Regions from separate parts of the Homo sapiens genome. Here region 1 is linked to region 2. The links are chromatin loops, found by intact Hi-C in ENCODE. Cell type or tissue: A673. All regions are shown on one strand. Each heading gives the region's core, and the rest is flanking DNA. Links, peaks and the distances in the headings are about the cores only.

Evidence for each region. Hi-C counts contacts between places; a loop is a spot of excess contacts. Peaks named below come from ENCODE experiments on the same cell type or tissue, not always from the same donor. Only the 100,000 strongest peaks of a DNase experiment are listed, where the experiment ranks them.
Region 1: a loop joins it to region 2, with 4 times the contacts of the local background. A loop is called at or near these places in 3 of 110 quality-filtered maps.

What each region holds. Positions count from the first base shown.
Region 1 is chr12:32,614,618-32,620,000 of GRCh38, forward strand. It overlaps FGD4 (FYVE, RhoGEF and PH domain containing 4), which reads left to right. Exons shown (of 17, transcript NM_001370298.3): 11 at 5,081-5,253. Among named protein-coding and RNA genes, the nearest start is that of DNM1L, 62 kb to the right of the region's middle. In A673, for the core only: no CTCF peak of the experiment used is centred there; no DNase peak of the experiment used is centred there.
Region 2 is chr12:32,565,608-32,570,990 of GRCh38, forward strand. The region is part of intron 2 of FGD4 (FYVE, RhoGEF and PH domain containing 4); the gene reads left to right. Among named protein-coding and RNA genes, the nearest start is that of DNM1L, 110 kb to the right of the region's middle. RefSeq lists an enhancer at 1,023-1,524. In A673, for the core only: no CTCF peak of the experiment used is centred there; DNase peaks (open chromatin) are centred at 1,534 and 2,854.

The sequences.
Region 1 (5,383 bases), core at 223-5,222, 49 kb after region 2:
ACAAGGGCAATTTTTCGAGAGTTTTGACAGAGAATCATTAAGCGTACACCTTACAGTCCTCTGACTTCTTTTTGTTTCCTAATCTTAAAGAATCTATAAAGGACACCCATTTTCTTCAGTTAATAGTGTAAAAACTACTGCATTGCCATGGTAAAATTCTCAAGACCCTCAGTTCTTTAGGATGGATTAAATGGCTGCTATCATTGATTACAAAATTGAACTTGGTAGAGCTTAGGTTGAAATAAATTTTTTCTTTTAATTCCATTTTTCCACAAACTTTTAAAAGTCTTTTTGTGTCAGTCATGTTTTTAAAAGAATTTGGTTGCTATATGACCCACTAGTTCTACTCCAAGTTTTTATAACTCAAGAAAATTGAAAACATGTGTCTGCACAAAAACTTGCACATCTTTGTCCATAACAGCATTATTCATAATAGCCAAAAAATTTGAGACAACCTAAATGTCCATTAACTGAATAGGTAAACAAAATGTGGTATGTTCATGCAATGAAATAGTATATGTCGAGAAAAAGGAATAAAAACTTATATATGCTACATGGATTAACCTTAAAATGTTGTGTCAAGTGAAAGATGCCAGTTACAACAGACCATATACAGTATGGTTCTATTTATATGAAATGTCCAGAAAAAGCAAATGCATAGAGAGAGGATGTAATTGGTGGTTCCCTAAGACTAGCAAGGAATGGAAAATGGATATGAGGTTTCCTTTTAGAGACATAAAATGTTCTGGAATTGGTGATAGTTGCACAATTTACAACTATCCTAAAAACCATGATTTGTACATTTTAAAAGAGTAAATTTTATGGTATGTGAATATCTTCATAATTTAAAAATGTGTATTTTTACCAGATTAACTATAAAAGTTCTCATTTGTGCTAAACACAAGTACTTCTTTCACGGGTAATATAGATAGCTAAATAGAAAACAAGGATGTGTCATGTTAGGGTTCAGAGTCTTCTTCAGAGGTCTATTATAAAAGATCACATGACTGCCATCGGAAGGGCAGATCGGGGTGGGGTGGGGGTGTGGCATATGAAGCGGGAGAGCAGTGGGGAAGCACCAGCGTCAGGAGGCAGAGGAGCAAGCAGAAAACGTGGGCAAGAGCCTTTATTGTGGTTTCTGCAGGAAGGAATGGGCAAGACAGAGCACCAGGATTAGGATTGGCTAGTTGGAATAATTTCTTTAGGGGTTAGGGGCTGTTGTCCTGGCCCTGAGGTGATTGGGGCAGGAGAATAGTGTCCCAGAGAGTAAGTGTTTAATACAGGGGGTGACTGCGGGTGTGAGTTCTGACTTGGTTGGTTTCCACATGAAAGGCGTGTTACTCTCTCTAGGAATCGGGTAATCCTGGGAGGGGCAGTCCTGTCAGTGTCAACAAGGCCTTAAGATGCCTAAAATCAAAAATACTTAATAAAAAGACGTGCTTAATACATCATTCTAGGCAACATAACCAGGAGCCAATGTCTTTCCTCTGTCTTTGCCTTTCAGTTGCTAGGATCATTTTCCTTTCTCCTCTTCCTCATTAATGTGACAGCCTCTGCAGTTAAACTCTGAGCTCTGGGTCTAACCAATTGCCTCGGCCTAATTTTCACTTCTGGGAGTTGTTTTGGAAAGAGGTTTCTGTTGAATATCTTGAGGCAGAGCTGAATTAAACAGCTCTTTGGAGTCCAGGTGGCAAAGAACCTTGGGGAAAGTGGCAGTCAGTGACTGAGGAAAAGACCCCTCCTGTTCCAGTTACTTTAAGCCATCAAACATATGCCGTTGCCTCCCAGGAGAATGAGGTCACATGGCAGGAATTTTAGGAGAGCCACATTTATTCTTTGAAGACCATCTTAGAAACATTTCCAGTGTCATGTTGGTTCTTTTCATCCACCCTCTCCAGTGCTGTGCTTGTCACAGAATCTTGCCTTGCCAGTGCACATTTATTCCCATGGAACCTCTTGTTCTTTTACTTGTAGAAACTTCAGAAGCACCATTTTTATTTTCTTTTCTCTCTAGAAAGGTAATGAGGGCTAGTTTTCTGTTTCCTACACTTGAGATAATACATTTGTCTGGAAAACCAAACTGTATTTAGAATCTGCTATCTGCTTTTAAATGATCTTCATGTGTTTGCATATTTTCATGCCTCCATACCATACTTTTTCATTGTTTTTTATGTTAATGTAGGATGCTGTTTAATGTAAGCCATTTCATGTTGCTATCACAGAACACCTGAGACTGGCTAATTTATAAAGAACAGGGGTTTATTTTCTGCAGTTCTGGAGGCTGGGAAGTCCAAGATTGCGGGGCTGGCATCTGGTGAGGGCCTTCTTACTGCATCATAACATGCAGAAGGCAGGCATCACATGGTGAGAGAGAGAGAGAGAGCAAGAAATCCACCTCATGGCCTCAAGCCCTTTTATAATCAGCATTAATCCATTCCTGGATTAATTCATAGATTATTGGGGTCTTCATGACCCAAACACTTACCATTAAGCCCCATCTCCCAACACTTCTGCATTAGGGATTAAGTTTCCAACACACGCTTTTTACACATTCAAACCATGGCAGCTACTCTTGAAATAAACTGTCTGACATCCAAAAGTTAAAAAATAAAATAAAATCACCAAATTATCCCACAAAACAACCAAGACTTTTTATTCTTGGCTCTTTGGAGTTTTCTGTTCCTTATTTCCTTGGAATTTGATAGATGCAGATAATTTTTCCCTTATTTAATCTTTGAACACAGAACGAGCACTAGAAATTTTCTCCACCAGTATCCTATTACCTTTGAAAACAAACATTAATGAAATTGTCACTGGTGAGAAAACAAATTGAATTATTTCAGTCAAATATATTTTTAGAGGCTTGAAATAAATACTTGAACAGTAGAGATCAAGAAAGACCCTCCCTGTGTTTTTAATAATATTGAGGCTTGTAGTTTTTAATCACAACCTAGGACTTCTAGAAATTGCCTCGCTAGTCTGAGATTGCTTCACCAATCACTACTTCTAAGCTATGGGCATGAAATAAAAGGGAATCTCCTACCCTGAAAGGGAAAGTCAATGTTCTTCATGCCATAGTTGCTATAACTTCTTTTTTCAGTATCTGGGGAAACCCAAAGAGAAGTAATTATTTGTGAAAGGTGGTGGTGGCTTTTGCTACAGGAACAAGGTTCATGGAGGGAACAGGGCTAGCTACTTGGTTTCTTCCTATATATGACATAATCTTCTTTGTAAGCAATGTTTTCTATCGTGCGGGAGCTCCCACCTTCACCTATGCGAAGAGGAAAAGGATATTTATTGACTAGCATCATATTGTGATCAGAACTATTTTAAGATTCATATAGGATTTTTGACAGTTTAGAATGTGAAGTCCCATTTAGGGAGAATATAATAGAGGGGATGTAGTCCTGAAAGCATGAAAGGGAAGGAGAAACATACACATTTATAAGATAATCTGTCATGTGAGCGTAACTACAAATGGCAAATGCTAAGAACCTTCATATTCATGGACTTATTTCTATAAAACAGCATGAGTGCTGAACTTATAAAGCCAACTTGAGGACAAGTATCGGATAACTCACAAATTTTATGCCATACCATTACATTTGTCACTCAGTTTGCAGGAACAATTTGGTTATTGTTGGTGGCTGGAATGTGTGACCTCTGTCCCTTGTGCTGGTGGCTCTGTAGCTCCTGCAACATTCACAGCTTCAACCAAATATCCTCCTGAGAAGTCCTTGATAGAAGAGGGAAAGAAGTGTTAACAGGAAAAACTTAGCAAGCAAGCTGTGGCCTTAATCAGACGATGATATGGATGGTGATTAAAAACCTTTTGGAGCTTTTTTTCACGTGTTCTAATGAGATTTGAACTAATAAATAGGCTATTTTTTAAAAGCTTAACATTAAACAGTCTGGTTTAAAAAAAAAATTGCTGACCAGATGCTATGTCTCACACTATAATCCCAGCACTTCGGGAGGCTGAGGTGAGAGTATTATTTGAGACCAGGAGTTAAAGACCAGGCTGGGCAACATAGCTAGACCCTGTATCTACAAAAAAAATTTTTTAATTGAGGCCGGGCATGGTGGTTCACGCCTGTAATCCCAGGACTTTGGGAGGCCAAGGCAGGAGGATTGCTTGAGTTCAGGAGTTCAAGACCAGCCTGGGCAACATAGCAAGACCTCATCTCTACTAAGAAAAACTAGCTGGGTATGGTGGTGTGTTTCTATAGTCCCACCTACTCAGAAGGCTGAGGCAGAAGGATGACTTGAACCCAGAAGTTAAAGACTGCAGTGAGTCCTGTAGCCTGGGTGATAGAGTGAGACCCTCTCTCAGATATAATCATAATTGCTAAATATTACTGTCTTCTAACACCTTGTTTTAGACTTGCCCTCTAAGATACATCAATGAGAAATTCTTGTGTTTAAGAACTTACAAAGTTAAGAAATTAAGCTCCTGGTATATCAAAGGTCCTTAGTAATTTGTTGTGAATTTATTGAACTAATTTACTTAGTGCAGTAGTACAAAATTATTAATTTACATAAATATCAATAAAATATGTATAAGCCATGAATGGGAAATATATTTTTCAAAATGTAGGAATATGATTTTTTATACAAGCATAAACCTCAGTGTTTTAGTAAATAATTTTTCTCATGCAGGAAGTACTGTGTTGTCTAGAAATTACTTAGAATTTTTGTCTAGGGCTACCTTTAAAATTGATCTGTTTCCAGCCGGGTGCGGTGGCTCACACCTGTAATCCCAGCACTTTGGGAGGCTGAGGCGGGCGGATCACGAGGTCAGGAGATCGAGACCATCCTGGCTAACACAGTGAAACCCTGTCTCTACTAAAAATACAAAAAAAAAATTAGCCGGACGTGGTGGCGGGTGCCTGTAGTCCCAGCTACCCGGGAGGCTGAGGCAGGAGAATGGCGTGAACCCGGGAGGCAGAGCTTACAATGAGCCAAGGTCACACTATTACACTCCAGCCTGGGCAACAGAGTGAGACTCTGTCTCAAAAAAAAACCTGATCAGTTTCCCCTATTTCTTTTCTTTACTGATATATGTTCTCGTTCCTTGCAGTTCAACAACATGTTGCTGTACTGTGTGCCCAAATTCAGCTTGGTAGGCTCTAAATTCACAGTTCGAACCAGGGTTGGCATTGATGGAATGAAAATTGTAGAGACTCAAAATGAAGAATATCCACATACTTTCCAGGTGTCTGGGAAAGAGAGAACACTGGAACTGCAGGCCAGGTAAGGGAACCATTTCTATCACACTGCTTTCCAAAATCAGGCAACAGAATGAATCATTAAAATAGAATGGCTCTGAGGGTTTTTCTCAAGTGAATGCTGCATATCTCTGGAACTCTGGTTGGATGTAAAT
Region 2 (5,383 bases), core at 330-5,329:
TTTTGGAAGATGCAGTGCAATACTTCGTTGTTTTCCAACGTCAGTGTATTGAGAGATATAAGAGTGTCCTTTCTGAGTTGCATGTGCCAAAATAATCCCCTTTTTAAGTAGACAACACTTAACCTTGCTTTTGCTGTTGTGTAGTTATATTAAAGCCACGATATAGTTATTTAAATACATATTTACTTCCTATGTTAAATATGGGCTAATTATGTATATATACTTTTCTAACTAAAGGGAATATTTGCAGATATTAAATAAATCATGGAGTACTTTATACTTCTTTTTCAAAATACTTTCAGGCAGTGTTTGGCCTTTCCCTGATACCCATGGCTAAAATTTTAACCTCACCTTTCACCCTGCCCTTTTATATTTCCCTATGTTGTAGTCTGTTCAGGCTGCTGTAACAAAATACCATAAATTGGGTAGCTTATAAACAATAGAAATGTAGTTCTCACAGTTTTGTGATCTGAAAGTCCAAGATCAGATTCAGGGTCTGATGAGGGCTTGCTTTCTGGTCCACAGGTGGGTCCAAGATCAGATTCAGAGTGTAATGAGGGCCTGCTTTGTGGTCCATAGATGGCCATCTTTTCACTATAACCTCACAGGGTGGAAGGGGTGAGAGGTCTCTCTGGGGCCTCTTTTCAATGGCACTAATTTGACTAATGAGAGCTCAGTCCTCATGACCTACTCACCTCCCAAAGGCCCCACCTCTTCATATTGTCACCTTGGGAATGAGGATGGCAACATGAATTTTGGGACACAAACAAACACTCAGACCACAGCACTCCGTATGAACTTTATTTTTTCTCATTCATTACAACCTGACCTGCTGTATGTTTTACTCATCAGCTCAGTTTTTTCTGCCTATGTGTCCGCTCACATAGTACATAACCAGTCTTCAATAACACTGCTATATTGCTGCATTTCTTCCCCTTTGTTTCTGCTATTCTTTAAAACTTTGAACATGCGCCATGCAGGGACCAACGTCCCTGAAACGAGGCTACATCTTAGTATTGTCAGATGAGCTGCCACATAGATTGGTCAGTAAGTCAATCAACAGTACCCAGTAATGAGTGTTTCTTACTCTTTAGTGGAGAGAAGCTGATTTTAATTTCTCCTAACATTTGGGTGATGGAGGCAGAGAAGAGAAGGGGGTGTTAATAGGGACCTACTGCATGGACCAAGGAATTATCACCCCCGACACCTTTGTTCCTGCCTCACTGCAAATCCCTTACAAGTTGTGAATGGTGAGGTTGCTGGGACTTCAAGGTCACTATGTGTGTGGTCCTAACAAGGGAAGTGGAGTCAGGCTGGCAGGAGCAGGGGAAAGCAGAAAGAAAAAGCAGATAAACTGTTAAGTCTGCCTTTCTTCCTGGTCCAGGGCGTGTAGCCCTCCTGTGCAAATAACTCACAATCTTCCTGCACTTATCACCAGACACTGTGGCTGATAGAAAAATGAAAGTTAGCTCACTGCAACCTTGGCACTGGCATTATCAGTACTGCATGTAGCCCTCTCCAGCACAAGCACCATCCTATAAAATCCCCAGGAAGCCTTTGTCTCTTTGTAGTCAGCTCCTGTCTTGCTGATCTGCCTGTTGCTTTCTTGCAGTGTTATTTTCATACTTTGTGTAATAAATATGCCTTTCTCTACCTACAACTGTCTTGGTAAATTCCTTTACTGCCAACACCACCAGCCCCGGATAGTTGCTACCCACAACACTATGTTGTTTTAGTTTAATTTAGGACTCTTATTCTAGGTGAGTAGTTCTCAAGCGGAGACAGTTTTGCCCACACTTGCATATCCTCCCCCGACAATAGGACATTGGTAGTATCTGGGGACATTTCTGCTTGACACTGCTTGTGGGAGTTGCTACTTGCAGCCAGTGAGTGCAGGGTAGGGCTGTTGCTCTACATCCTGCAATGCACGGGACAGTCCACAACAAAGAATTCGTACAAACTATAATATCAGTTGCTGCATTTGCAAAACTCTCACCTAGATAAAAATAAGCACGTAATTATATCTTTTTTTCCTTATGTAGATTGCTAAGAAGATTATAGTCACAATTTATTGTGGGCTTTTTTTTTTTTTTTTTGAGAGAGAGGGTTTTATTCTGTCACCCAGGCTGGAGTGCAGTGGTGTGATCTTGGCTCACTGCGGCCTCCCCTTCCCAGGTTTGAGTGATTCTCCCACTTCAGCCTCCTCAGTAGCTGGACTACAGGAATGTACCACAACGCCCAGATAATTTTTGTATTTTTTGTTAGAACCTGGGTTTTACCATGTTGGCAAGGCTGGTCTCAAACTCCTGACCTCAGGTGATCTGCCTGCCTTGGCCTTCCAAAGTGCTGGGATTACAGGCATGAGCCACTGTGCCCAGCCTATTGTGGTAATTTTAAAAGGGGAAAGTATTGCACATCTTTATTAGTGGTGATTATGTAGTAATGTCTCTGGAACAATATATGGTTTACGTTTTTGTGTTTATTAATTACCAGTAAGTAAATATTTTTGAAGAATTATTTATAGGTTTTTAAAAGGTGAATGAGCTAAGTTTTATTTTATTTTAAACCTGAAAAAGGAATGACCAGAATGGCAGCCCTTTGCTATTTCAAAATCAGCAGAAAGAAAGAAAGATAAATTTTAGATTAGAGATTGGATAAACTTGCATTTGGATCCAAATTGGAATATGTAGATTTTGAAATGGATTTGTTTCATAATTAGAGCTTGTTTTGCCTCAGCCTCAGAAAATACCCTAAGGCCTTGGAAACAATGGCTTATTCACTTCATACCAATCCTAATAGTCAAACAAATTACTGAGCAACCTCCAGCATAAGTCTTTCTTCTTGTTCACCGCTTTTAATACTGGCCTGTTTCCTGCCATGCTAGACAGTGACTCAAAATAGCTCCTTTAGTAATTAAAGTTAATAGTTCTTTTTCTCTTAACAGCTTCTATCCAGAACATTCTCCATAGTTCCTGATTATTTTTATAAAGTGCAAATTGTCACATAATATCTCAATCATTAAATGCTTTAAAGAGCCACATTGTTGTTTGAGTAACTTACATAAATATAGAGTACTTAAACCTATTCATTTGCTTCTAAAGTAAAAATCTATGTATAATGATCCATTCTTTTAAAAGTGTAATGTTATAATGCATTTATACATAGCCAGCTTTTGTTGTTTCTGTTTTCAAAAAGAAGAGTAATTGAAGACTACTGACTTAAACTGGCAATTGGTTTCTTTTCATTCTAGATAATTACTTTGAATGATCAATTTTTTTTCCTATTTACATCTATAAATTTGGGTGTAATAAAACCCATCTTATTTACAGTCTGATAGAGATCTCAAATTTAGTGTATATGAAACTGAACTGCTAACTGCTATTCTCCTCTCCAAAAATTGCTCTGCCTGCTATGTCACTTGACCATCGTTCCATCCTTCTGGTAGTTGAGACCCAAGGCTTCAGAGTCATCCTTGCCTCCCCTCTCTTTCTCTCATATGTCTAATTTAATCTTATCAGGAAATCTACTTTAAAAATTTACCTAGAATCCAAGTATCTCTCACTACCTTTTCCTAAGCACTGTGATCTCTTGCCTGAATTTCTATAATATCCTCTTAATTGTCCACCCTGCTTCTCCCCTGTTTTCCTCTACATTCTCAACACAGCTCCCAGAGTGATCCTGCTGAAAGTTAAGTTATATCATGTTACATTTCAGCCCAGAACCCTGCAGGGACTTCTCATTTCATGCAAAGTCAAAATAAGTGGTCCAGAGTCTACTTTCTCAGGCCTCCCTATGCACTACTTTTGTCCACATGCCCATTCTGCTCCAATCCTGCTGGCCTCCAGACCCCAGCTGTCCCTGGCTGTCATTCCATCTGCTGGAAAGCCCTTCCCCAAACAGTTCCTTCCACTTCAAGGCTTACTCAAATCCCAGCTTTTCACGGAGGCCTGACTTTGAACACCCTGTTTAAGACTGAAATCTGCCCTCCCTTTGACTTCCCACACCCTGGATGGTATTTATCTTGTTCTTTTAGCCCTCACCACGTTTTCTCCTAGCACTTACCTCCTTCCGATAAATGATTTACTTGCTATTTTTTTGTTCATTTTTCCTTTGCTCATTGATAGGCTCAAGTGGCTAGAACCTAGTAGATATTCAATAAGTATTCATTTAATTAATGAAAAAGTGAAAATAAACACCCTATATAGAGGTATAAGAATTGTTCTAGGATATATATTTTCTAAATGCTGAATTCTTAGTGGTTTTATAAATTTATACTGTCATCAAAAATGTTGTGTTCACATTGCTTCATATCTTCACTGACACTTGGTATTGTCAGATTTAAAATTCTGGTCAAGCTGGGCGTGGTGGCTCACGCCTGTAATCCCAGCACTTTGGGAGGCCGAGGTGGGCGGATCACGAGGTCAGGAGTTCGAGACCAGCCTGGCCAACATGGTGAAACCCCATCTACTAAAGATACAAAAAATTAGCCAGTCGTGGGTGGTGCGTACCTGTAATCCCAACTATTTGGGAGTTTGAGGCAGCAGAATTTCTTGAACCCAGGAGGTGGAGGTTGCAGTGAGCTGAGATCGCGCCATTGCACTCCAGCCTGGGCGATGGGGCAAGACGCTGTCTCAAAAAAAAAAAAAAAAAAAAAAGAAATGCTAAAATTCTAGTCAATCTGATTTGACTGAAATGGTGTCAGCTTATGGATTTAATTTGTATTTCCCTGAAATACTAATAAGTGAGGGTGAACACCATTTTTCCTGTCTATATCCTTTGGACTGTTAGGTCTTTTAGTTAATAGTGCATAGGAGTTTATTTATTTATTTATTTACTTATGTATTTAATTTTTTTTTGAGGCAGGCTGTCTATTGCCCAGGCTGGAGTGTAGTGGCATGATCTCAGCTCACAGCAACCTCCACCTCCCAGGTTCAAGCGATTCTCCTGCCTCAGCCTCCCAAGTAGCTGGGATTACAGGCATGTGCCACCACGCCCGGCTAATTTTTGTATTTTTAGTAGCGTGGGGTTTCGCCATGTTGTTCAGGCTGGTCTCGAACTCCTGACCTCAGGTGAGCCACCTGCCTCGGCCTCCCAAAGTGCTAGGATTACAGGCATGAGACATCGTGCCTCAGTTTTTTATTCTGATTGTTATTCCTTTCTTCCTTATAATACAAAATAATACAAAATAATTCCAGATAATACAAAAGTCTTATCTGGGTCTGTAAGATCCAGTTCTTCACAGGGCCTTGTAGAAGAGCCAAGGATGGCAGAACAAAGAAGGGGGCAGATGAAGGGCATTCTTATATTTTGAAACTTTGTATCCTGCCACAAAATTTCACATAGATGTTATATGGTTATCTTAAAAATAGACGTCTCATATATG